Regions from separate parts of the Homo sapiens genome. Here region 2 is linked to region 1. A link is an interaction called in ENCODE POLR2A ChIA-PET data of the cell type or tissue named here. Cell type or tissue: Panc1. All regions are shown on one strand. Each heading gives the region's core, and the rest is flanking DNA. Links, peaks and the distances in the headings are about the cores only. Region 1 holds the start of ATXN7L1 (ataxin 7 like 1). Region 2 holds the start of CDHR3 (cadherin related family member 3).

What was found. Peaks named below come from ENCODE experiments on the same cell type or tissue, not always from the same donor. Only the 100,000 strongest peaks of a DNase experiment are listed, where the experiment ranks them.
Region 2: POLR2A ChIA-PET joins it to region 1 with 7 read pairs; 4 of 35 experiments call an interaction of 5 or more read pairs at or near these places.

The regions. Positions count from the first base shown.
Region 1 is chr7:105,873,182-105,885,762 of GRCh38, forward strand. ATXN7L1 (ataxin 7 like 1) reads right to left here and starts at 3,418. Exons shown (of 12, transcript NM_020725.2): 1 at 3,197-3,418; 2 at 2,631-2,699. The coding sequence starts at 3,377. RefSeq lists silencers at 3,461-3,670, 11,571-11,754. In Panc1, for the core only: no CTCF peak of the experiment used is centred there; no DNase peak of the experiment used is centred there; H3K4me3 peaks cover 1,616 bases; H3K27ac peaks cover 368 bases.
Region 2 is chr7:105,962,029-105,974,609 of GRCh38, forward strand. It overlaps CDHR3 (cadherin related family member 3), which reads left to right and starts at 1,236. Exons shown (of 19, transcript NM_152750.5): 1 at 1,236-1,336. The coding sequence starts at 1,291. RefSeq lists enhancers at 1-740, 741-1,692 and a silencer at 1,275-1,569. In Panc1, for the core only: no CTCF peak of the experiment used is centred there; no DNase peak of the experiment used is centred there.

The sequences.
Region 1 (12,581 bases), core at 4,867-7,366:
AAAACAACAACAACAACAAAAATCGGAACCACTTCCCTTCAATTCCCAGTTGGAATTTCTAAACTGTATTTTGTTCATTCATTCCCATTAAAGCCGAATTTCTTCTCAAGACCTGCTTAAAGCCAACAGTGTCATGGACAATCTACATACATTCATAAGCACAGGTACACAGCCACACACAGGCTACTTTGTGTCCTGCAGTGACCCATCCACAAACATGTATCCGTCCCAGGACTTTGTTGATCACTCCAAAAAGAGGGCCCATGGCAAGCATTACTGGAGATCCAGGTAACCAAATAAACACCCTGTCTCAGCTCAACCCTTCAATTTCTCACCATGGGGGAATACGTATTCAGTATATAGATATTTTATCTATAAAGAAAACTGCATGCATATATACCAGAAAGACCATCAGGAATTGCTCACCCAAGTCTGTTCCACCAGGCCTGTGAACAAAGAGATTTCAGCCCATATATGGCTATTTTGGTGAAGTTAGCAATTTCAAGTTACACTGAACAGTGGGTGTCCTTAATGCAAATATGTATAATTAGGAGCTAAATCTTCGTACCTTTATAGGACAAAGGACCTAATAAGCGGGATGTACCACCTGTGACTTCTGAGGAAAGGAGAGCTTTTCATTTTTTCTTAAAAGAATCCGTTTCTCAGCCAGGCACGGTGGCTCATGCCTGTAATTCCAGCACTTCGGGAGGCCAAGTGGGCAGATCACGAGGTCAAGAGATCAAGACCATCCTGGCCAACATGGTGAAACCCCGTCTCTACTAAAAATACAAAAATTAACTGGGTGTGGTGGCACGTGCCTGTAGTTCCAGCTATGCAGGAGGCTGAGGCAGGAGAATCGCTTGAACCCGGGAGGCGGAGGTTGCAGTGAGCCAAGATCGTACCACTGTACTCCAGCCTGGCGACAGAGTGAGAATCCGTATCAAAAAAAAAAAAAAAAAAAAAATCTGTTTCTCATGAGGCAAAGAGAATCTGAGAACAACAGTCTTCTGAAATAGAAACAGGGACTGGGGGGAAAGGATGTGAGTTTTGTGTGTGATAGTCATAACGCATCACCCAGACCTGAGAGGTGACAATCCTGTGCTATACCATGACCTTTACTCAACTTTAATTTAAAGATTTCCACAGCCTCATCATCTTTTATGGACACGTTGCCAGTAGCCTGATAACTGGGTCTTGCAAGCACTTAGAGATCTCAAGAGTTTGTGTGTGAAGAAAAATAATCTCTAGTGATGCTTCCCACTGCCAACACACATGAACATTTAACACAAATAAGCTGCCACTTGTAAGAAGTCCACTTGACATCAATCCCTCGTGCATCCTGAAGACACCTGTCAAGATCACACTAAGATATTTAGAAGCAAACATCTTTAGAATAATGTTTTGTTCCCAAAGTGCTTAATTAGCAGAAACATTATGCTAGGGAACTGTCCTTGAATATGTACGCATTTTAACCTTCATGTTATTTTTTCTGAAGCACAAAATTTCCTCTCAGTGGATGGTCAGGAAATGATTGGGCACAGAAAACCAACCATCTGAAGTGTTGATTCATAAAATGAGTTCCATCTTTCCACGCAGGCTTCAGCTGCCTTCCAGGGTGACATCCCTTTTTATGAGGGGGACCATTCTTTGGCATCTAATGGCCTTTTCTCCATTCATTTGGGATGACCAATGCACCTATGGCCTACTTATGTCTGAACTCTTTCAATACCACCAACCTCTTCTGTCCCCTTGTGCCATCTTCCCACCCCCAATTTCAGCCAATTATGTTTATAAGACATCAGTTAGTGAATCACAATTCAAATGAATCCACCTATTTGCTTAGCAGCAAGTGGCCCCCGGAGTTGCTCCATTTGAAGCCCATAGGCCAGAGTTACATACGGCAGGCTTGCAAATGAGAACAGGATATGATTTATTTATGACGACCATATGTGTTTGATGCCCAATTGCAGCAGGTTGTGGCTTCTCTTGCATATCTTGGTCTGGGATGACCTATCTACTCAGTGTGTCCCATTTCAGGTACCGTATTTCCATGCTGGGAAAAGAGAGATGATGACTGCTGAGGGGCTGCACATACAGATGCTCCTAACCCTGCTTGCCACATAACAATCTGTGACCAAATGCAAAGTGGGCCAAATGTAACTTGCTGCAAAGGTTTGCCATGTACAATGGTTTTCAGTGGTGAGTGGAGAAGTAGCTGCTGGAATGACTGACCATGTGGGGTTCATTAAGCTGTTGTGCATTCACCCACGAGAAAGGCTGGGATGCTTGTGAAGGGAACTCCACTCTTCATTTCAGAAATTTTAACGCCCCACCATTTGGCAATGATGCTCCCAAGGAGAATGGCAGATATGCATCAGAAGGTTCAAACGTGGAGTCCAACTGAAGTGCAGTAAACTTCTGCCTTCAACAGTCTCACCCCCCTTTACCCCCCCCCCAGTTGTATTTATACTTTGAAAGAAGTTAACATGAAGCAGTAGTCACCTGGGCGTGCTCAATTTTTGACAAGCCTTAGTCACTCTGTACCCAGCAGAACAATTCACATTATATTCGAAATCCTGTGAAGATTCTGCCACACATGCTAACACTAAAATGCCAGTAGCTCCACTTACCTTCTTTATTAAGCCTCATAACCTCCCTGCTTTTTCCACCCTCTTTTCCAGCCTCTTCTAAATCTACATCTGCAGATGAAAAAGAAAAGGAAAACAGAAAATAAGGAAAAAAGGGGGGAAAAAAGCCAAAGTCAAGGGGGGAGGGAGAGTGTTTATTTGCAAACAGATCGATATAAATACTGTATATGAAATTCTTTCAAAAATTGACAATGCAACATTTTCTCCCAAGTCTGGGTTTCCATCTACCTGGCCCAGATAGGTACCCAAAAAACTATGCAAGCAGCAACAAAGTAGCCTTTTAAACGGACAACACCGTGGGGCTGCGAGCCCACCCCGCGGGCTGCCACGGGGAGCCGGGCACAGACAGACAGACAGCCCTGGCAGCCGGGCCTCTCCCTGTGCATTGATGATCTGTCTCTGTGTGTATTTATTTAGAGAGAGAGGGAGAAGCATGGAGGACACCGGGGGCCACTCTCTCTCTCACACACACACTTTTTCCCAGTGGCTCTAGGTGAATGGAAAGGTTACAGGATAATAAAAGGAGGAGGAGGTGGTGGGGTTCTTACTGTCGGAGCAGTGTAATTTGGCGGCGTCGATCCAGGAGGACCAGGGTTTGCCCAGAAACGCCTCCGGACTGGGCACTTTGCGATCCAGTGTCGCCATTGCTCTTCCTTCTTGTTGCTTTTTCCCTGTTCCTTCGGCAGCAGCAGCCGAGAGACACGGGATTCGAGAACGCTCCGACGTCATCTTCGGAACGTTCCGACATTGAGTGTTCTGAAAGGGGGAGGGAGGGAGGAAGGGCGGGATGGGAGGAGGGCGGCGGAGGAGGAGGGGAGAGGGAGCGGAGGAGGGGCGGGCGCTCGGGCTCCCGGAGCCGGCTCGGTGGGGCTCGCGCGCCCGCGGCCGCCAGGGGCAGCAGAGAGGCACCTGCAGTCCGCGCCCGCCCGCCCGCCGGGGCCGCCCGCCTGCCGGGGAGGGGCAGCGCGGACGGGCGAGCGCCGCGTGCGGGAGAGCGAAGGCTGCAGCGCGCCCGGCAGCCGGGATGCAGCGGCGCCGCCCAAGCCTGGGGCGCAGGGGTCGGGGCACACGGGGATAGGCCCGACGCGGGGCCGAAGGAAGGGTGGTCTTTCCCGCAGAGTTGCCGCTGGAGGACCGAAAGTTTTGCAGGCAGCCCTTGCTTCCAGCTTGTCGCTCTCTCCCCGCGTCCCTGTCGCCCAACGCGAGGCGCCCCCGCTGGGGTCCCGACGGCTTGGTGGGGAGGAGCCGTGAGGGGTTGCGCCCCCCACCCCCACCCGAGCCAGGGAAGGGACCCTGGTGACCTCGCCTCCCAGCCCTCACCCCCGTCACCCCTTTCTTCTCTTTCCTGGAGGACTTTGGACCATGGAGATTCTGCAGTTGTTGCTCTAGGAGCTGAAACCAGTGGGTAGATGTCGTTCTGAAACGCAGGTGAGTTTGGAGCGCTACGAGCTACCTTCCCATCTCAGGCTGCGGGGCGTGCAAAACTCAAAAGTTAGGGCCCCCGGACCCCCGGGTTCCCCGCGCGGTGCGTATCTCCGGCTCTCAGAGAACCACTGCATGGACTTTGCTCCAGGGTCAGCAGAGCGGGAGGGCGAATTTACGGCTCTTGGAAGACGACGCTAACGGGCCTAGCCCCTGAGCCGTTTCCAGCGCTCCCTGCCGTGAGACGAGGGTGGCCCGGGTTTGCGCAGGCAACCTTTGGCCAGGAATCTGATTCCTGGGAGAATTCACTTCAGGCTTAACTGCTCTAGCCAGCTAGAAAGGGAGCGCTAGATTTCCTCTGGATTTTGGACGTTGGGTGCTTTAGTTGAGATTTTCACCCTTTAAAGAAGGCTTTAAAAAGTCTTCTGTTACTTCTTTTTAACAAATCCTTTTGTTTACTAGAATTATCTAAACTATATGGACACCGCCCTCACCCCACAAGCGACATATTTTTTTTTCTCTTTCGCCAGCACCCTTTTAGCTCTCACCACTGCTGTTTCCCAAGTTGTCACAGCTGAAGCGCACTGATTGGAAGTTGCTTTGTACTGACTGAGTTCTGCCCTGGCTGAACCATCTAATAATTTCCCTGAGCTTGGCACCCTGTATCGCTAAGCCAGTGTTAGGATGGGCGATGAAGGAGGAGCTGCGGATTTGCCTTTAGTTGTGATGTTTGTGTGAGTCGGCTTGTTTGTGTCAGACTCAGATAAACTGCATTTGCCTTTGCTCTCTTTCGAAGGGCTCCTACATAGCTAAGGTGTCGCTGGGTGAAGAATTCCCATTGTAAGAATTGGTGGTGTTAACAAATATGTATTACTTGTTGACCTCTTGTTATATGCTAGACCCTGGGCTTGACATTTCCTTCCTTCCTTCCTTCCTTCCATCTGTCCATCTTAAGTCAACCAATATTGCCTGTCATGGAACAGCTGTGCCCTCCTGTCAGGAGGGAAAGATGAGTGAGACCCATCCTCACCCTCACAGAGATGCAGTCTGGTGGTCTCTGGAAGAAGGAAGTTGTGAAACTTACCGATTCCTTGGGAAAACAGGCAGGTACACAGGGACTGGCCTGTGCAGTGGGTGGGGTGGTCTCTCAGCTGTGCCAGTTCATAGAGGAACCGAAATCTAGTTAGGAGTGAACAGAAACTGCGTAACAGAAGATGGGCTCTGCTCTGCATCTTGGAAATTGCCAAAGATTTGTAATGGTAAGGTGAAGACTGGTCTTGCGGAGGGAGGGGGAATAATGGTATTAGCAGAGGCTTCAAGCTGAGTATAAACATGGTGTGTTTGGGTGTTGAGCATGGTTTGCCTGGGATGGAGAATTGTTACTGGGGGCTTGGGGGTGATGCATTTTGATACCCAGGCCTGGATCAAATTATGGAAGGCACCAAACGGCAGCCTAAAGAGTCTGGATTTTGTTTGACAATGGGGAGCTACTGAAGGGCTTTCTGTACCATAAAGATAAGTTAAAAGTGTGAGTTAGAAAGATTGGAGTACGGAGCCTGGTTAGAAAAGTAGTGCTGCAATATTCATGGTGTGAAGAGATGAAAGCCTGAACTTTGGTGGTGCTATGCAGGTAGAGAAGAGGAGACAGGTGTGAGACTGTGAAGAGAGCACCTGATCAGAGGGTGTGCTGTTGGGCTAGATTTAGAGGTGGGGAGAGAGAATGCGAGAGCTCTGAGGCATGAGTAATTAGATGCTGGAACACTTTCCCTTTCCCTTCTGCTTCCCTATTTTCCCTCTATTTATTATCTATTTTGATGTTTATTCCTGTGTTGTTGTGCATGCAAGGAAGGTGTAGGCAGCAGCTAATGTGGCCCCAAAGGTCTGTACCTCCTGGTGTTCATGCCCTTGTGTAATCCTCTTTTCTTTAGTGTGGGCTAGACTTAGTCACTTGCTGATAACAAAGAGAATATAGCAAAAGTGGTGGGATGTCATTTCTGAGGTTAGGGTACAAAACTGCTGTCACTTCTGTTGCTCTCACTCTCTCTTGCATGCCCTGTCTTGCTCTAAGGGAAGCCCACTTCCATGTTGTAAGCTGCCTTATGGAGAGGACTGTGTGGCAGGTAACTGAGGGAGGCCTCTGGTCATCAGCCAGTGGGGAACTGAGGCCCTCAATACAACAGCCAGTGAGGAGCTTAATCCTGCTAGTAGCCATGTGAGTGGGCCACTTGCTGGGAGTCAGTGACTTGAGCTTCCAGAATGCTGTCTCCTCTTCTGGGAGCTACTGTAAACCACTCAAAAAAATCAAAGGTGGCTTATCATCAGAAGTCAGGACACCTCAGTTATAGTGAAGCAAATCAGTGGTTCCATATTTTAACATGAGCTTACTTTCCCAGCAGAGTCTGTCAAGTGGAGGTTACTACACAGGACCTTGAAGAGAGTCTGACAGCCCAAATATTATTTCCTTCTATTTGGGATGATTTTACTCCACAGTACGGTAAATTGTGGGCTAGAATCTAAAAGTGATTTAGCATCTCTACAAAAGAAGACTTCACAGGCATTGCCACATTTAATTGATAACAGAGTATGTCTACATTGTTGCAGTTAGTTATGGAGTATAATTGTAGAGTTGCTTTACTCTAAGCCTTCTCCAGTCTCTCCATTGACTATAGACATAATAATACTGACTTGTTGAAACTATAACCCATCTATGACTGTGTTGGATAACATGACTGTCAATCAAATTGCATAACTGAGAGGCAGAGAATAAAGAAAGCATCGCTCATCAAACTACTAGACATTTACACTTGACTTTGGATGAAAATTGAGGTCAGTTGGAAGTAGTGTTCAGGTTTACATGCTGTGTATGTATTATATACATATCAATACTCATATATCAACTATATATGGTGATCGATTTATTACAGAATTGAATTCCTTTTGGTAGTAAATAATTACAAATGCTGTTAGAGGCAACAAGAATCTAATACATCCTTAATAAGGATAAAGTGACCTGTAAAACAGTAATTTAAAGCATATTAGTATAATGTCTATGTGATAAAACTATCTAGCAAAGGCAAAACACCCTCTTCCCCTCATGATTAATGTTTAGGAAGAAAAAAGGATGTAAATATTTTTATTGTTTTATTATCTTTCTTAGGAAAATGACAGTGTGGTTGGTTTAATTAAAAGGGAGAGTCTCCCATAGACCAAATAAAGAAATCTGTTCTGTTTTAATGACAATGGAAAATACCTATTTAACTTGAATAACACCTGGTTCTGTAGAAATGTGCATCTATTATGTATCCTGCATTCACTTAGTCTGATTCATGTGCTGTTTCACCACATTACTGAAAAGAAGAGAAGAGGGAATGTTAGCTCTCTCATTTGAGGATATTAAACTCCTGCCGTGGTTGAGGCACGGTGTGAGCACCCTACTTCCTACCTAGACTGTTGGGAGTTACCTGGAGGCAATGAGGAGAAAATGACATGTTCCATTAGAATGAGGCATCCCTGGAATTATTTGATGTTCTTTGCCTTAATTGAATCCATCTGTCCCATCTGCCACTCTTCTCTCTAAATTTATTTCCCTAACCCTTTCTCCCTGAGAATTATAATTTGGGGGAAATTTGTTACCTACATTGTTACCTTTTATAAAAGCTCTCGGCATCTGGAGGGCAGGTGTGCCTTCTACTCTGCCTTGCTAGACAACTTTACCTGCCTCTTTCCTGCCCCTTGCAGGCTGCTGGATTAAAAACAGGACTGGATAAAAGGCCCCCAGTAGCAACAGGAGTGGGAACGAAAATAGAAATTCCAGGCTTTTACTTATTGGTTTCAATACAGAGCCCTAGCCATGTGCCAGGCCTGGCTAACCGTGGACTCTATTAATAAATATAACTACACAAACATTTGCATTCTGACTGGGTCAGAACAGCCAGCACGGGAGTGTGTTATCTCAAGGGAAAGCTGTCTTAAAACTCTTGACTGATTCACCTGTGACTTTGGCCAGTTGGTGCTCCCTGGAACTGCTCTGGTGCTGAAGGTTGAGGTCATCTCTGTTCCCCAGAATGTGGCAGATCCAGCCCCATTCCTGACCACTATCCTTTGCAAGGACGAGACAGGAGAGATGATAGCTTCTCTTTAGGATTCTTGTAGAAATCACTTTTGGCCCTTAACCTACATATAAAGAAATTTAACATTAATGTACACATATTGATTTGAGCAAAGCCCATCCATATCTCCAAACCTACCATTTACTATGGTGCAGGAGGCAGTACAGGGTGGAGGCCAGAGCATAGGCTTGAGATGGGCAGGTATGAATTAGAATTGCCCTTTAGTCATTTGCTTGAGAACCTGCCTTGATCCTTCTGAACCTCAGGCTCCTCATCTCTGAAATGGGTAGTAAAGCTCTTCTCTTGGGATTGTTGTGAGGATTAAGTGAGATTCTGGATACTGAGCCCCAGGCATAGGGCCTGGCACACAGTGGACAGTGGTTCAATGTTCACTGTGATGATTACTTCAGTTTCAGTGCATCGTTTAGACAGCAGCTGCCAGTCAGAGACAGGCTGACACTGACCTAGGAGTAGCTCCTCTGGTTGCTTCTGACAGACATCCTTCTGCTTAGAAAGGAAACTTAAAGCACTTCTCTCTTTTACACGGAGCTGCTGGCCTGCATCAGTTATGTGGAGGCCTCTGTCTGAAACCTCTGCCCAAAACCTCCTCTTGACATATACATCATGGTAATATATAAATATACCTTTATTCAGGAAAGGTCCTAAAAGACCGTTTGCTATGCAGAGGGACTGCAAAATCCAGTTTGGTTGCAGACAAAACTGCCTTTGCATGATGAGGTAAATAGTTGTCTTAAAACTAAGTAGAGTGTGATTTCTGCTTGTTATTGTTTTCTTTGAAAAATTTGTTTCTTCCATAAAAGAAACTTGACAGTGAATTTTGAAAATCATGTGATATAGTTTGGCTGTGTCCCCACCCAAATCTCAACTTGAATTGTATCTCCCAGAATTCCCATGTGTTGTGGGAGGGACCCAGGGGGAGCTAACTGGATCATGGGGGCTGGTCTTTCCCATGCTGTTCTCGTGATAGTAAATAAGTCTCACGAGATCTGATGGGTTTATCAGGGGTTTCCGCTTTTGCTTCTTCCTCATTTTTCTCTTGCCGCTGCCATGTAAGAAGTGTCTTTTGCCTCCCACTATGATTCTGAGACCTCCCCAACCATGTGGAACTGTAAGTCCAATTAAACCGGTTTTTTTTTTTTTTTTTTGGAGACAGAGTCTTGCTCTGTCACCCAAGCTGGAGTGCAATGGCACAATCTTGGCTCACTGCAACCTCCGCCTTGCAGGTTCAAGTGATTCTCCTGCCTCAGCCTCCCAAGTAGCTGGTATTACAGGCATCCACCACCACGCCTGGATAATTTTTGTATTTTTAATAGAGATGGGGTTTCACCACGTTGGCCTGGCTGATCTTGAACTCCTGACCTCAGGTGATCCACCCACCTTGGCCTCCCAAAGTGCTGGAATTACAGGCATGAGCCGCCATGCCCGGCCTAAGCCTCTTTTTGTTCCCAGTTTTGGGCATGTCTTTATCAGCAGTGTGAAAACAAACTAATACATCATGAATAAACATGTTCTCCTCATGAGATAGTAAAACAATAGAGATAAGGGAGAAATATCCCCTTCAAATGTGGTCACTCCTGTACCCCCAGGTCTAAAGGCATTTTTCATACCATTTTCTACACATTTACCTACGGTATATGTCTGTCATTATGGGTGTAGATGATATTGCTGTGTGCGTTGTCTTTTTTTTTTTTCTTTTTAATGTGAATAGTATCACTTCACGGACATTTTTCTGTAATTTTCTTCTTTCACACGTGCTGTTAAATGTTATTATGTGTGGAAATACCTCATTCTTTTAAACTGCTTCATGGTATTCCATAAAATGTTCCAGGGTCTATTTATCTGTTATTTTTATTCTTATTTATTTATTTATTTATTTTTCGAGACAGAGTCTTGCTCTGTTGCCCAGGCTGGAGTGCAGTGGCGCAGTCTCGGCTCACTGCAACCTCCACCTCCCGAGTTCAAGTGATTCTCCTGCTTCAGCCTCCCAAGTAGTTGGGATTACAGGCATCTGCCACCATGCCCGGCTAATTTTTGTATTTTTACCAGAAGTGGGGTTTCACTATGTTGGCCAGGCTGGCCTTGAACTCCTGACCTCAAATGATCCACCCACCTTGGCCTCCCAAATATTTATCTGTTAAGTTGATAGACATTTAGGTTTCTAGTTTTTATGAAAAATAGGTAGTCAACGTCTTTATTTTTATGTATGTTTCCTGGGCACGTGAGGAAGTATTACTACCCAGAAATAGAATTGCTGGGTATGTGCATTTTTAATTTTAATAGTTCTGCCAGATTGTCTTCTGAAGTAGCTGAGTAATTTATACTTCCACTAGCAGTACAGAGATGTGCCCATTTCCTTAATTAATGCTCCACATTTTCAAACCTTTTAAATTTTGCAAATGTTATGAGTAAAAAAAATTTGATTTGTATTTCCCTCATTTGTGGTGTGTTTTTGAGCATTTTCCTCTCATGTTCATTGTATTTGTACTCTGTAAATTGCTGTTAGTATCCTTTGATGATTTGTCATTGGTATTATTTAGAGCTGCTTATTGATTTGTAGGAATTCTCTATGTATTCTCGATTTGGATCTTTTCTCTATTTGGAAACAATGTAATTTTCCACCTTGTTGCTTTTCTTCTTTTGACCTTGTTTATGGCATCTTTTCCACACACGCTTTTTCTCCCCTTTGGAAATAGTCGACATTTCAGGCTTTTCCTTGAGGCCTTTTGTTTTCTGTGTCTTGCTTAAGAAGACCTTCACTTCCTCAAGGTCATAAAATAGTTTCTTATATTTTCTCTTTATGCTTTATAGGTGTTTGGTTTTTTATTCAGATCTTGGATCTTTTGGTTAATGATGTGAGGTAAAAAGTTAATTTTCAATCTTTTTCCAAACAGTTACCATTTATCCTGAGAACCATATATTGAATAGTTTATCCTTTCTGTAGAGATCTTTCTTATGCTTATTTTCCAAACACCTGGGTCTGTTTCTGAGCTCTTTTTCTGTTCATTGTTTGAACTGTTTCTTTTCCTGCACCAATTAATTACTCTTCTTTAAATAATATGCTTTGTGGTCTACAAAAAATCTTTTTCATTATAGATTTAGTAAATTCTATCTCTAAAAAATTATTATTATTATTATTATTTTTATTTTTTTTTTTTTGAGACGGAGTCTCACTCTGTCGCCCAGGCCGGACTGCGGACTGCAGTGGCGCAATCTCAGCTCACTGCAAGCTCCGCTTCCCGGGTTCACGCCATTCTCCTGCCTCAGCCTCCCGAGTAGCTGGGACTACAGGCGCCCGCCACCGCGCCCGGCTAATTTTTTGTATTTTTAGTAGAGACGGGGTTTCACCTTGTTAGCCAGGATGGTCTCGATCTCCTGACCTCATGATCCACCCGCCTCGGCCTCCCAAAGTGCTGGGATTACAGGCGTGAGCCACCGCGCCCGGCCAAAAAATTATTTTTTTTAATTCCTGGGAAGTGTGTTATACATGACATTGTTCAACATTTGCCATGTCTAGAAGATCATAGGAAACAGAGCCTCACCTCATGCCCACAGGATGCTGTAAAGATGGGCCCAGCGACTACAGCCACCTCGGCTCTTGGTGAAGCTTCCCCTGAGATGATTTTCCAAGACAAATATCTCAGACTTGGGGAACTGAATTATTGAGAGATATTGTCTTCTAAGTTTCTAAAAAGGCCAACCTCTGTGGGTGGTGGTTGGGAATTTTCTTGAATGATGTGGACGCTCCCAGCTGTCCGTCAGGCCAGAAGGGAGAAAGTAGAGCCATGGAAAGTGAAGGCTGGAGGAGAGGGAGACAGCAGACCTGAGACAGGGCATGGAACCCCTGGGCTTCCCAGAGGGGAAGGGACTGAAGGTCTCCCTGGGTGGTGGGAGAGAAGCAGGTGGACCCTGTGGGCTGGGAGCTGGGCCAGGCAGCGTCTGGAAAGAGGACCTGTCTGGAATGACCAAGGTGTGACTCTGGAATCCTTCAAATCCAGTACCCAGTTGTAAGGTTTTCTGTGTTGTCATTTCTTTTATTTTACCCAAGTTTTTATTAAATGACCTAGCCTTCGATAGCTGTGCTATGGGAAACTAAATTATGAGTTGATACTGCTGTAGGAGCCACAACAGGAAGGCTGCAAGTATCCAGCTTCATGCCAGCCCTGTGTGGTAACAGCACCATTATTCAAGAGAAGATGGCAATGCTGGGAACCTGGCAGGCAGCCAAGTACCAAGTGAGCAGAGGGGGATGCCTGAGCTGTGATGTTGTCCTTAACACTTTCCCCCAGCCCTACCTTTTAATACCCTGCAAAGGAGGAAATCCTGGAAGTGAGAGACCAGAGTCTGGGTTTTATTTATATGACAGGAAGTAGAAGCTAGAAAC
Region 2 (12,581 bases), core at 5,644-8,143, 90 kb after region 1:
TGCCACCCTAGGTTTGGGACGCAGGGGACACAGGGGACACTGGCAGGTGGCGCAGCCTGGGTCAAACCCCTCACTCTCTGAGCCCTTCTTGCTTGGCACCCTTGCAAATAAATGCCTTCCTTTCTATTGCTGCAAAAACCTCGGTGTGGATATCCGGTTTTACTGCACAGGGTGAGTGGACCCAGTTTGGTTCCATAACACTGTCTCCCTCTATCCCTCGTTGGTGACCTCCGTGTAGCAGGTGCTAAAAGCTGGTTCACCTGTGGGGCATGTGTAGTTTTCAGAGCGCCTGTGGGGTCTCGTCCAGACTGGGAGGCTCTGACTCAACTCCCCACCTTCTTCACTGCATTCCTGCCCCCAGCCTTGGGCTGCTGGCCTCTCCTCCCCTAGCTGGCAGAGGAATGGGAGAGGTGGTCCAAGCCCAGCTGCCTTCCACTGTGCCCACTACTTCTCTTACTGCACCATGTCAAGGGGACAGGCCACTGCTCGGCCGTTCTCTCTCTGCTCTGCTGTTGCTCCTTCTCAGTGGAGACTAGACCCCAGCCCGCGTTTGTTCACATGCCACATCTTGTGCCCTGGCACAGGGCTGTGTGGAACAGAAAGGCATCGTGAAGGGCAAGACCTGCATCACTCCCCAGTGGGCAGAAGCCTCACCACTCCAGTAACCTTCCTTCACAGCCTTCTTCGAGGGCTGGAGGGGCGGTGGTGGGGGGTGGAGTCAGAGGGCAGTCTTCCACCTCAAGTCAGCCTCGAGGAGGGGTCTGCTCCCAGCTCTCAGATCTTGTCTTTAGAACGAGTGCCAGTTAATTCCCAAGTCTGAATCCTACTCATTGATTCAGGACAGCAGAAAAACTCCCACTTCCCACCCCTGTTTCTGGAAATGACCACAAGCCTGGCTACAGGGCGACCGAGACCATCATGGGTGGACTACGCACGTCCAGCTCTTAGTGTGGTCTCCGTGTCTCGGTTTTCTCTTTTGACTTCTCTTTTGGAGCTCTTGGTTGAGACACTTGGTGAGTGTGGACTTTTAAGGTAAACTCTGAGCTGACCAGGACTGGCTGGTTGGTCTCTTGGGTGCTATGCAGTCACAGAAGCAGGTAATCAAAGAACAAACAGTCCTGTGGTGTTTGGAGTCTCCCTTGGCTACCGCCAAAGCCTCTGTTTGATTTCTTGCATGGCAACAAAACCAGGAGGGGAAGCTGAGTGGCTTCTGGAATAAACTTTGGGTGTGAGACGGGATTCAGGCTGTGGCTAATGTGCTGGAAGCACGCACAGTTGTGACCATCAAGTATGCAGGAAGCAATCATTCTCCTGGCTCTCCTGGGTGCCATGTCAGGTAGGAACTCAATTTTGCTTTGGAACCTTGCTTGCCTACTTGGTCTGCATAATACCATTGAATGACAATGTCCCCCAGAAAGGAAATTGCCCCTGGGAGGCTTGTTCAATTGAGGGCTTAGCTGCAGTAATGAATGAGGTGATGCCGCTCCAGGGAGCCCTGGGGGACCAGGTAGGAGCCCTGGAAAAGAGAGATGCTTAAAGAGCCTAATCTAATCTATGTTGGTGTAGACTTCACTTTCCCTCTTGGGTTAACTGGCCTGCATTTGGTAGTCCTCCTGAGATTTAAGGTTGGGAAAATAGTGTTCATAGCAGAGCTTTGTGAGTATGTCAAGTGAGTCTTTGTGGAGATTCTGGCCCTTTTCTGGAGGCTCGTAGGGCAACTTGAGGTTGACAAGTGATCCTTTGAGGAAAGTGAGTTACTGAGGGGGTGTCTTCCTCTTGAGCAAAGAAAACACCTTCTGATAGAAGGGTCAAAGACTCAAGCTAGTGATCATTTTACTCTCTCTTCCTCATTCAAGGGCATCAAGAATCTTAGATGATCTTTTTAATGTCAGCTTGGATTATTGAAATTGAGATTTTAAAATTAAATTTTATTTCTGAATAGGTAGTATATGCATAATATATTGAATTTATGTTAAATTTGCAAATTAATTTAGGGATAATTTACATCTTTGACAAGTTATGTAGTAAAATACTTAGAAGAGTGTCTGAGTACATAGTAAATGCTTAGTAAATGTTAGTGAGTATTATTTATGATCTTGAGTCTTCCTAATCCAAGAACAGGGTTCTAGATACTTGTTTGAGTCTTCATTTGTTTTTCTTAGGAGTATTTTGAGGTTTCCTTCATATAGATTTGGTACATTCTTATTATGGTTATTTCTAGTTCTTTTACTTTTTCTTTTTTTACATTTGTAAATGGAATCTCTTCTTCCCTACATCTTTCAACTGATTATTGTATGATGTATGGAAATCTGTTAACAAATTATCTTATTATTTGGCATGGTTTTTCAGGTGATTCTCATGAATTTTCCACGTTTGAAAAAATGAACATTTATATTCTTCTTCTCCTATGTCTATAGCTCCTATTTTTTTCTTATCTAACTGCCAGGCCTGGACATTCTGACCATTATTAAATAATGACAAGAGTGTAAATTCCTGTCTTGTTTCCCATTAAGCATGATGTTAACTTTTGGTGTGAGAGAGAAATGTTTTATATGTTAAGGAGGTGGCTTTTATTCTTATTAATATAAGAATATTACAGTATTTATTTCTAAATAAAAATATAATAAAACTAAATGTAAGAATATTCAAGTACTTATTTCTAAATAAAAATGGATTTTTAAATCAAACGCTTTTTCAAGATCTATGAAAATGACCATTTAATTTTCCTCTTCGATCTGCTAATAAGATAAATAAATAACTGGGTTTCCTAATATTGAGCCCTCTTCTATCTTGGGCTTTTCAACTCAGCAGAGGGCAGGATGACCTGTGAATGTGAAGTGGGCCATGAGCAGTTCAGACTGTCACTTGAAGTAAACATTTCAGATTTCCCCCAGAAATATGGGCTTTTAGGGCCACAATCATTTGAGTCGAGGTGACTTTTATTGTCACTGGGGAAAGAGTGAGGTTAGGAAGAACCCAATTTCTTATACTGAACACTATCATTTGGAATTTTATCAGAAGTGTGAAAGGGATAGATCACAAAGGTTTGCAAGAAATACTTGAGATTTCTTATTTAAAACACACAATAGAATCCCTTAGGTCAAATCTTGTTTTTGGAAGGGCTACTGTGACACAAACTGTTTCTTTTGTGAGTCTGAGAACCTGGTCATTACCCTCACACTCCAACACCTGGGCTACAGAGGCTTCTAGCGGGGCAGCCACATCAGCACCCCTTCAGGCTGTTGGAAGCAGGCATCACTATAATAATCTCAAATAAAGTAACATACAGTAAAAAATTAGCAGAGCATGAAGACGGGTGCCTATAATCCTAGCTACTCAGGAGGCTGAGGCAGGAGAATCGCTTGAACCCAGGAGGCGGAGGTTGCAGTGAGCTGAGATTGCGCCATTGCACTCCAGCCTGGGCGACAGAGTGAGACTCCATCTCAAAATAAGTAAATAAATAAAGTAACATAGAGTATCCTCTTTCCTTTCATGTGTTCTAACTCCTATGCTTCCTTCAAGGCCCAACTCAAGCCCCACCCCCCCCCATGGAGTCTTCCTGGATTGACCTAGCTCCTGGGGAGTGCTCCTGCTGTTGCACCCTGGAGCTCCTCTTGCCTGCACATGGACTGCCTGCAAAGAGTTCAGTCCAGCACCTAATGCAGATTCAGTGCTCAGCCAAAAGTAGCATGAGCTATCATACTGTAATTCATCTGTTATATGGCCATTTCTGCCTCCTCAACTAGAATGTCAGCCCTGCAATAACAGATTTCATATATCTTATTGCTCATTGTCCCTGTGTGCCACATATATAGAGGATATCCAATACATATTTGCTGTTTTTATTTTTATACTTTTTGAGTCTGGTATGGTTTTTTCCCCACATTTACTGATACACCCCAAATGTAGAGCTTTAGATCTTCTTCCTGCTTGATATTGACATTTAAATTCACTTCTGTCCTTTCCACCTCCTATGAAGATGAGTTTCCCTTTGTGAAGCTATAGTGCCTATTCCACCAACAGCTTACAAAGGGAGGCTCTACAAGAATATAAACTAGACAAAACTTTCAACTGCCCCAGTGGAAAGAGTTGAGACAAAGCAGTCATCTGGCTCCATCAGTCCCAAAGGATCACATGTGAGTCCCAGAAGATGAAGGACATAGAGAAGGACCCTTGGTATTTTTAAATCCACTGCACATGGAAGCTGTCTATGTTTTGAAGAAGCATCCAAGGAACCAGCTTTTGTATTACCCTCCTGGAAATGAAAAATGCCAGGGTATTTAATGAAAGAAGGGATCCTTGGGAGCCAGAAGATTCACATGGACATGAAAAGGTACCAAACCCATCCAACTGAGTTTGTCCGCAAGCTCTGGGCAAGAGGCAATCACAGCTTTCTTCAGCCCATCATCTGTGCGTGGTTCTCTGCTAGCCAGTGTTGGCAAATCAAACAAAGGCCCAAGACTGAGTTTCTTATTCTCCTTGGTAATTAAAATGTAAATGCTTCTTAATGCTCTCATCATATGAAAAGGCTGGAAGATGCAATCCATTTCTAGAAAGTCTTTCTGTCAGCCAATTAACCCTATGTATCAGGCCCAAAGAGTGTTGCAAGAGGTTTCTACTTTTTCCGTCATGTCACTTTCCTGTTCAGAGTCACCTCAGAAGAACAAAAGACAGTCCCTTCTCTCAGCTCTTCCTTGCCCATGGCAACCTCACCCCCAGTGCAAGCAGTCAGGCAGTCACTGGAATCCATCCACTTTCGCCTCCATGTAGTTGGAAGAGATTTGAAAGAAACAAGCCTTTCTCAGGCCCACCCCATAGTGATGCTCTAAGATAAACACGTCTGTTTCTTGCCAGTTATGACCTAGCTGGTGCAAAATTAATCTTGGTTTTTGCCATTGAAAGTAATGGTAAAAACCACAATTACTTTTTTTTTTTTATTATTATACTTTAAGTCCTAGGGTACAGGTGCACAATGTTCAGGTTTGTTACATATGTATACATGTGCCATGTTGGTGTGCTGCACTCATTAACTCATCATTTACATTAGGTATATCTCCTAATGCTATCCCTCCTCCTTCCCCTCACCCCATGACAGGCCCCAGTGTGTGATGTTCCCCTTCCTGTGTCCAAGTGTTCTCATTGTTCACTTCCCACTTATGAGTGAGAACGTGCAGTGTTTGGTTTTTTTGTCCTTGCGATAGTTTGCTAAGAATGATGGTTTCCAGCTTCATCCATGTCCCTGCAAAGGACATGAACTCATCCTTTTTTATGGCTGCATAGTATTCCATGGTGTATATGTGCCACATTTTCTTAATCCAGTCTATCATTGATGGACATTTGGGTTGGTTCCAAGTCTTTGCTATTGTGAATAGTGCCACAATAAACATACATGTGTATGTGTCTTTATAGCAGCATGATTTATAATCCTTTGGGTATAACCCAGTAATGGGATGGCTGGGTCCAATGGTATTTCTAGTTCTAGATCCTTGAGGAATCGCCACACTGACTTCCACAATGGTTGAACTAGTTTACAGTCCCACCAACAGCGTAAAAGCGTTCCTATTTCTCTGCATCCTCTCCAGCACCTGTTGTTTCCTGACTTTTTAATGATCACCATTCTAACTGGTGTAAGATGGTATCTCATTGTGGTTTTGATTTGCATTTCTCTGATGGCCAGTGATAATGAGCATTTTTTCATGTGTCTGTTGGCTGCATAAATGTCTTCTTTTGAGAAGTGTCTGTTCATATCCTTCACCCACTTTTTGATGGAGTTGTTTGATTTTTTCTTGTAAATTTGTTTTAGTTCTTTGTAGATTCTGGATATTAGCCCTTTGTCAGATGGGTAGATTGCAAAATTTTTCTCCTATTCTGTAGGTTGCCTGTTGACTCTGATGGTAGTTTCTTTTGCTGTGCAGAAGCTCTTTAGTTTAATTAGAACCGATTTGACAATTTTGCCTTATGTTGCCATTGCTTTTGGTGTTTTAGACATGAAGTCCTTGCCCATGCCTATGTCCTGAATGGTATTGCCTAGGTTTTCTTCTAGGGAAAAACCACAATTACTTTTACACCGACCTAATATAATGTACAGAATCACTAGTTGAATCACCTTTCCTTCTGTGTCCTATAAAGGGCTCTTTTCTGTTAATCTTGCTTGGCCTGGATTGTTCCTTGTTCCTCCCAAAAAAGGGGGTGGGTGAACATCTCATTCAGGAAGAGGTATATATTGTGGAAATTAAAGAAATAGGAAAAAGTTGCATATGTTGAAACAACATTTGACAATGCTTTATAGTTTACTGAGCATATGCATTTTCTTTTCTTTCTTTCTTTCTTTTTTTTATTTTTTATTTTTTTGAGATGGAGTCTTGCTTTGTTGCCCAGGCTGGAGTGCAGTGGCGTGATCTGGGCTCACTACAACCTCCACCTCCCAGTTCAAGTGATTCTCCTGCCTCAGCCTCCCAAGTAGCTGGGATTACAGGCAGCTGCCACCACACACTGCTAATTTTTGTATTTTTAATAGAGGTGGGGTTTCACCATGTCGGCCAGGCTAGTCTCAAACTCCGGACCTCAGGTGATCCACCTGGTTCGGCCTCCCAGAGTGCTGGGATTACAGGTTGAGCCACTGTGCCTGGCCGAGCATATGCATTTTCTTATGTGGCATCTGTGCTGTGAGAATAAGTTTCCATAGGCCTGATATTAGCCTGAATTTTTCTGCTGAAGTTCGTGAACCACACTGACCCCTAGTCAAGGCATGAAGCATGCTGATTAATAGTGTTGCTTTGGCTAGGTGCGGTGGCTCACGCCTGTAATCCCAGCACTTTGGGAGGCTGAGACGGGCAGATCATGAGGTCAGGAAATTGAGATCATCCTGGCTAACACGGTGAAACCCAGTCTCTACTAAAAATACAAAAAGTTAGCCAGGCGTGGTGGCGGGCACCTGTAGTCCCAGCTACTAGGGAGGCTGAGGCAGGAGAATGGCATGTACCCGGGAGGCGGAGCTTGCAGTGAGCAGAGATCGCGCCACTGCACTCCAGCCCGGGGGACAGAGCGAGACTCCGTCTCAAAATAAAAATAAAAATAAAAAAAGTGGGCCGGGCGTGGTGGCTCACGCCTGTAATCCCAGCACTTTGGGAGGCCGAGGCGGGCGGATCACGAGGTCAGGAGATCGAGACCATCCTGGCTAACACGGTGAAACCCCGTCTCTACTAAAAATACAAAAAAAAATTAGCCGGGCGAGGTGGCGGGCGCCTGTAGTCCCAGCTACTCGGGAGGCTGAGGCAGGAGAATGGCGTGAACCCCAGGGGGCGGAGCCTGCAGTGAGCCGAGATTGCGCCACTGCACTCCAGCCTGGGCGACAGCGAGACTCCGTCTCAAAAAAAAAAAAAAAAAAAAAAAGTGTTTCGTTGTAACCGTGGGTCCTAGGAGTTTCTGAATGGTTTGTAGCAGCTTGTAAGCGTTGTTTATTGATAACAGTGGGATTGATTATTTGCACCTGGTCTCAACGAGGACCTTCTGTGGGTTCTGCCGTTGAGGCCAGTTATAGAACAAGAATATGCCTACAGCAAAATAGAAAAAAATCCCAGTAAAGACTCCATAATTCCAAGATATTTGTGCATACATTGGCTGTTCCTGATCCAAGACAGTGCATTCTTCCGTCCCATAGAGAAAAGACAACAGTAAGAGCCTAGCCTGCACCTGGCCTCTGTGGATCTCCTGCTGAGGCAGCCTTCAGCTGTAGTGCATATCCTTACTTTCATGTTGTTGCTATGCTGTATCCGTTTTCTGTAATAAAACTGTAGATTTATAAGCATTGTCACTTGGGTCCCATGAGTCTTCTTTAGCAAAGGAACCCTGTTTAGTGGCTACTGTTAATGTAGCACCATAGCCCTGAGAGACAGAGTTGACAGGAACCCCCAGAGAAGTCAAGGGACCAGCCTAAGGTCACACAGTCAAGCAGTGGCAAAGCTAAGACTTGAAGCCAGGGGTCTGATTCCAAATCTCTCGTTCTTTTCACAGAACTGATTTTGTTCACTGCTGTTTGATTAGGTACTAGAGAGAATGAAGAGGTAGCTATTGAGTGATGGTCTCAGGGAGTCCTGCTCTGTGTATTGAAAGCAGAGCTCTAAGTTAGAGCAGCTACACCCCAAGAAGAAGATGGCATCACCCCACATTCTTGACCCGCATCTCCACTTTCAGTGTCAAAGGTCCAGGGTGGCCAACTTCCTCCTCTCTGAGACTGTGGAAGGCTTAATTATCCCAACATAGGCTCCCAGGGAAGCCCCATTGGTCCATTTCTGGAGAGGCAGTGATTCAAGGGAGACAAGTGAGCACATCCTGCATCCAGATCTTAGCCACAAGCAAGATGTTTCAGTGGGCGCCATGGCTGACAATAAATCTTTTGCATGCTCTTTCTTTTCCAAAGTACGTGCTTCAAGCAATTCTAATTTGATTCTTAATTAAGATGCATGTGTAAGTCAAATTCCATTAGAGCCTCCTTCTTGCTCTCTAGCACTCAGACCACCAAAGAAAGCCTGGAAGACCAGCCATGGAAGGAAAGTATGCGGTGTTTTAGGGAGAGCTGGCACCTGGCCTCTAATCTTCCCTCTGCCATTGACCAGATGGGTGCCTTTGGATACATCACTTAAGCTTACCTGTATAACAGATGGGTTTAACATTTTGTGAATATTGTATCTTATTCATTACTCTATTTTTAGGGTATGGACCCTAGTCACTTATTATCCTTGCTATTGCTATTATTACTACTACTACTTCTTTTACAAATAGCAATAGAGCTGGAGAAACCGGATTTTGAATTAAGGTCAGGAGAACCCAGCTTGGCTATCTTTTTAAAAAAATCAGTATCCCCAGCACTTTGGGAGGCCGAGGCAGGTGGATCACAAGGTCAGGAGATCAAGACCATCCTGGCTAACACGGTGAAACTCCGTCTCTACTAAAAATACAAAAAAATAGCCAGGCATGGTGGCAGGTGCCTGTGGTCCCAGCTGCTCAGGAGGCTGAGGCAGGAGAATGGCGTGAACCCGGGAGGCAGAGCTTGCAGTGAGCCAAGATCGCGCCACTGCATTCCAGCCTGGGAGACAGAGCGAGACTCCATTTCAAAAAAAAAAAAAAAAATCAGTATCCCTAGGACTGCCTAGGTCTGCCTCAAAGGACTGCCTAGGACTGCTAGGTCTGCCTAGGTCTGCCTCAAAGTTTTAAGGATTCATTTGCATGACCCTGGCACACACGGCCTTGCCCTGGGAAGAGAGGCCACCTGAAAAAATGTAGATCATTTCTAGCAAGAATATCGGCAGAAAGGGCATATCCAAGGACAGTCTGGCTTTCACCATACATGGGACAGGCGGTTCCCAATAAAAATTGCTTGAGAGTCACTGGCTATATCCACTTCTTCAAAAATATCTCTCACTGCCATTCAAAATATGACCATTCAAGGAGGACGATAAAAAACACTCTGATTTAAGGAGACATCATGGAGCTGTCCTTGGAGTCAGATGCCTAGGATTGGAATGCTGGATCTTTCATGGAATTAGTCTCTCAGACCCAGGAATTATCAAAGTTATGATCAATTCAAGAAAATCAGTGGATATACTTCTAGCAAAGCAAACCAGGAGCTATCAGCAGGCAATATTTGGGGAGCATGGCTTCTCTACAGTCCCCAGCTCCCCAAAGGAGCTGCACTAAGGTTGGGAGGCACAGTGATCTCTCCACTCGGGGTGAGGCTGTGGAGAGCCCTGAGTGGAGCTTAGCAAGTCCCTTCTACCTGAGCTCACACCACGCTCACACTCCAGCACAATTCTTCGTGTTGTTCCAGAAACAGCCTCTTACAAATCACATCATCAAGATCTAACATCCAGGTTAAAGGTCAATTTCTTACCAGCCCCCACAGCCATGTTGTTGCAGTGTCCCAGGGTGACTGAATAACTATGATGCATCCTATGTGCATGGTCATGTGACAGGCATGGAGTGACCGACTGTCTGTAGTAGGTATGTGTAGTCTGTTAGGTACAAGATCCAGATACCATGAGCCAGGGCCCTCCATGACTGTTCCCTGAGTGGTATAATCTCAGATGTGTGCAATGGTGACAGCAGTATAATCTCAGATGTGTGCAATGGTGACAGCAGTATAATCTCAGATGTGTACAATGGTGACAGCAATACCTATGTCGGAGGATTGTGCTGGGATTAAGGGGATCAGGCAGTCAAGGAGCTAGCATGATGCCAGCTGAGCAGGTGCTTGATAAATGAAATGGGTACTTATTTTAGTCTATTCGTTTGGGCTAGGCACGATCTTACCCTAGGCTATTATTGAGAAAAACATAGCAAGTTCTAACTTTGCTTGTTGCCTGGAGGGGCACGAGTCACTGGAGAGGGTTGGAGGGGGCAAGGGAAGAATATGGGTGAGAATGTGGGCATCCCATGAGACAGATTGCCAACTTTCCATTTCCTGTACAGCTGTCCTTGTCTTGCTAAACAGTGAGGGAACACTCTCATGAACAGCTCAGAGAGGTATGCATTTGCGAGAAAAGAGAATGGGAGGGAATTATGCCCCAAATACCCAACCCATCAAAGCAATAGAGTATTTTGCTCATTTTGAAAAACTGTTTTTGAGAGCTTTGTCTCTAAATACTCCAACCATACTCTTTCACTCCTGGTTTTTACCATAAGAATGCTATAATATCAAAGTCAATTGTAATAGATTTTTAAAAATCTATTCATATTCGCATCACCCTAAACTTCAGCTGTTTTGATATTTCTGAGTCCTTGCACAGTCCTTGTCCATAAAACTTGATAATTCTGCGAGCGACAATAACTTATGCATTATGCATTTTAGCCTCTAAACTAAATAAGATGACTTTAGATTTTAAAAGCTTGTATCAGTGAATGTGCTTATATTTCAATTTTTTCCTCTTTTCCATTTACTCCTCTGCACTCACCCCACCCCGCACCAACTGAAATAAAACATCCTGGTTTGTTTGTTCCTAGAACATTTATACCTTTCAGTGGGACAGAACCTTCTACTGTCCCTACCCACTCCGTGCCTCCTACTTGTTCAGGGTTTTCTTCTCAGGGTCTGATGGTGGCTGAGATTGGGAAGCTGGCTGGGAAGGGGGACCTGTGTAAATCTTGGCTCTGTTATTTATTATTTGCTGTGTGGATTTCAGCTCAGTTTCCCCATCTGTAAAATGACATTAATACCTGTCTGAGAGGAGTGTTTGAGGAGTAAGTGAAATACAGGATTTTACATTTTGCACTTATTTGTAACATTGGATAAATGATCATTGTATTCGTTTCCTAGGGCTGCTGTAACAAACTATCACACAACAGAAATTTATTCTGTCACAGCTCAGAAGACCAAAAGTCTGCAATCAAGGTGTTGGCAGTGTTGGTTCCTGCTGGGGGCTCTGAGGGAATATCTGCTCCATGCCTACCTCCTAGCTTCTGCGTTTGCTTTCCATTCCCGGGCTTGTAGCTGCATCACTCGTCTCTGCCTCCATTATATCATGGCCTTTTCCCCTCTGTGCGTGTCCTGTCTTCTTATGAGGACACTGACCACTGGATTTAGGACCCACCCTCATGCAATATGACTGCCTCTCAACTAATTACACCCATGAAGACTCTATTTCCAAATAAGATCATTCTTGGCTGGGCATGGTGGCTCACGCCTGTAATCCCAGTATTTTGGGAGGCTGAGGCAGGTGGATCACTTGAGGCCAGGAGTTCAAGACCAACCTGGCCAACATGGTGAAACCTCGTCTCTACTAAAAATACAAAAATTAGCCAGGCATGGTGGAGCACACCTGTAATCACAGCTGCTTGGGAGGCTGAGGCATGAGAATCGCTTGAACCCAGGAGGCAGAGGTTGCAGTGAGCCAAGATCTCACCAGCCTGGGTGACAGAGTAAGACTGTCTCAAAAAAACAAAAACAAATAAGGTCATTCTGCAGTTCTGGGTGGACATGAATCTTTTGGGGACACTGTTCAACCCACAACAGTAATTATCATTATGGAAGGCTGAGAGAATACAGCTTGTTCCTTTTCTCTGCACTGGCAAAGTCTTGTAGTGTTGTGCACCTTAGAATGGTCCCAAGGCTTTCCTGGAAGAAATGTGCTTTCTATTAAATTGTAAAATTCCCTGCCTGTAAGGCAGCCCAAGGCAATTCACATGCCATCCCTGAGCCTCTTGTTTCCTCCTCTGTGGAATGGTTGTTAATCTACCAACCAAGAGGTACTGCTTGGCCCTCTGCATGATGCCTACAGAGTCCAATAATAACCAAAAATTGTCCTTGAGATTACTAATGGACTTGGAGAGATTTACCATGATTTTGGTGTTCTCCAGTCATGCACACTCAATTCTCAGATGACCTCTAGATTGCTGACGCAGAGAAGGAAAACAAACTCTTGTAAGCTACAGGGCCCTGGCAAGAGAGAAGATGACATTATGAGGCAAGTTTCTTTAGGCGGATGTCTGTCTCCTAAGGTGTCACAGTTCTCTTTCCCTGCTCTTCCCAAAGGCTGGGAGAAAAGAGAAGGGAAGCAGGGAGACAAGAGAAAAGCAGCAGCTTTATT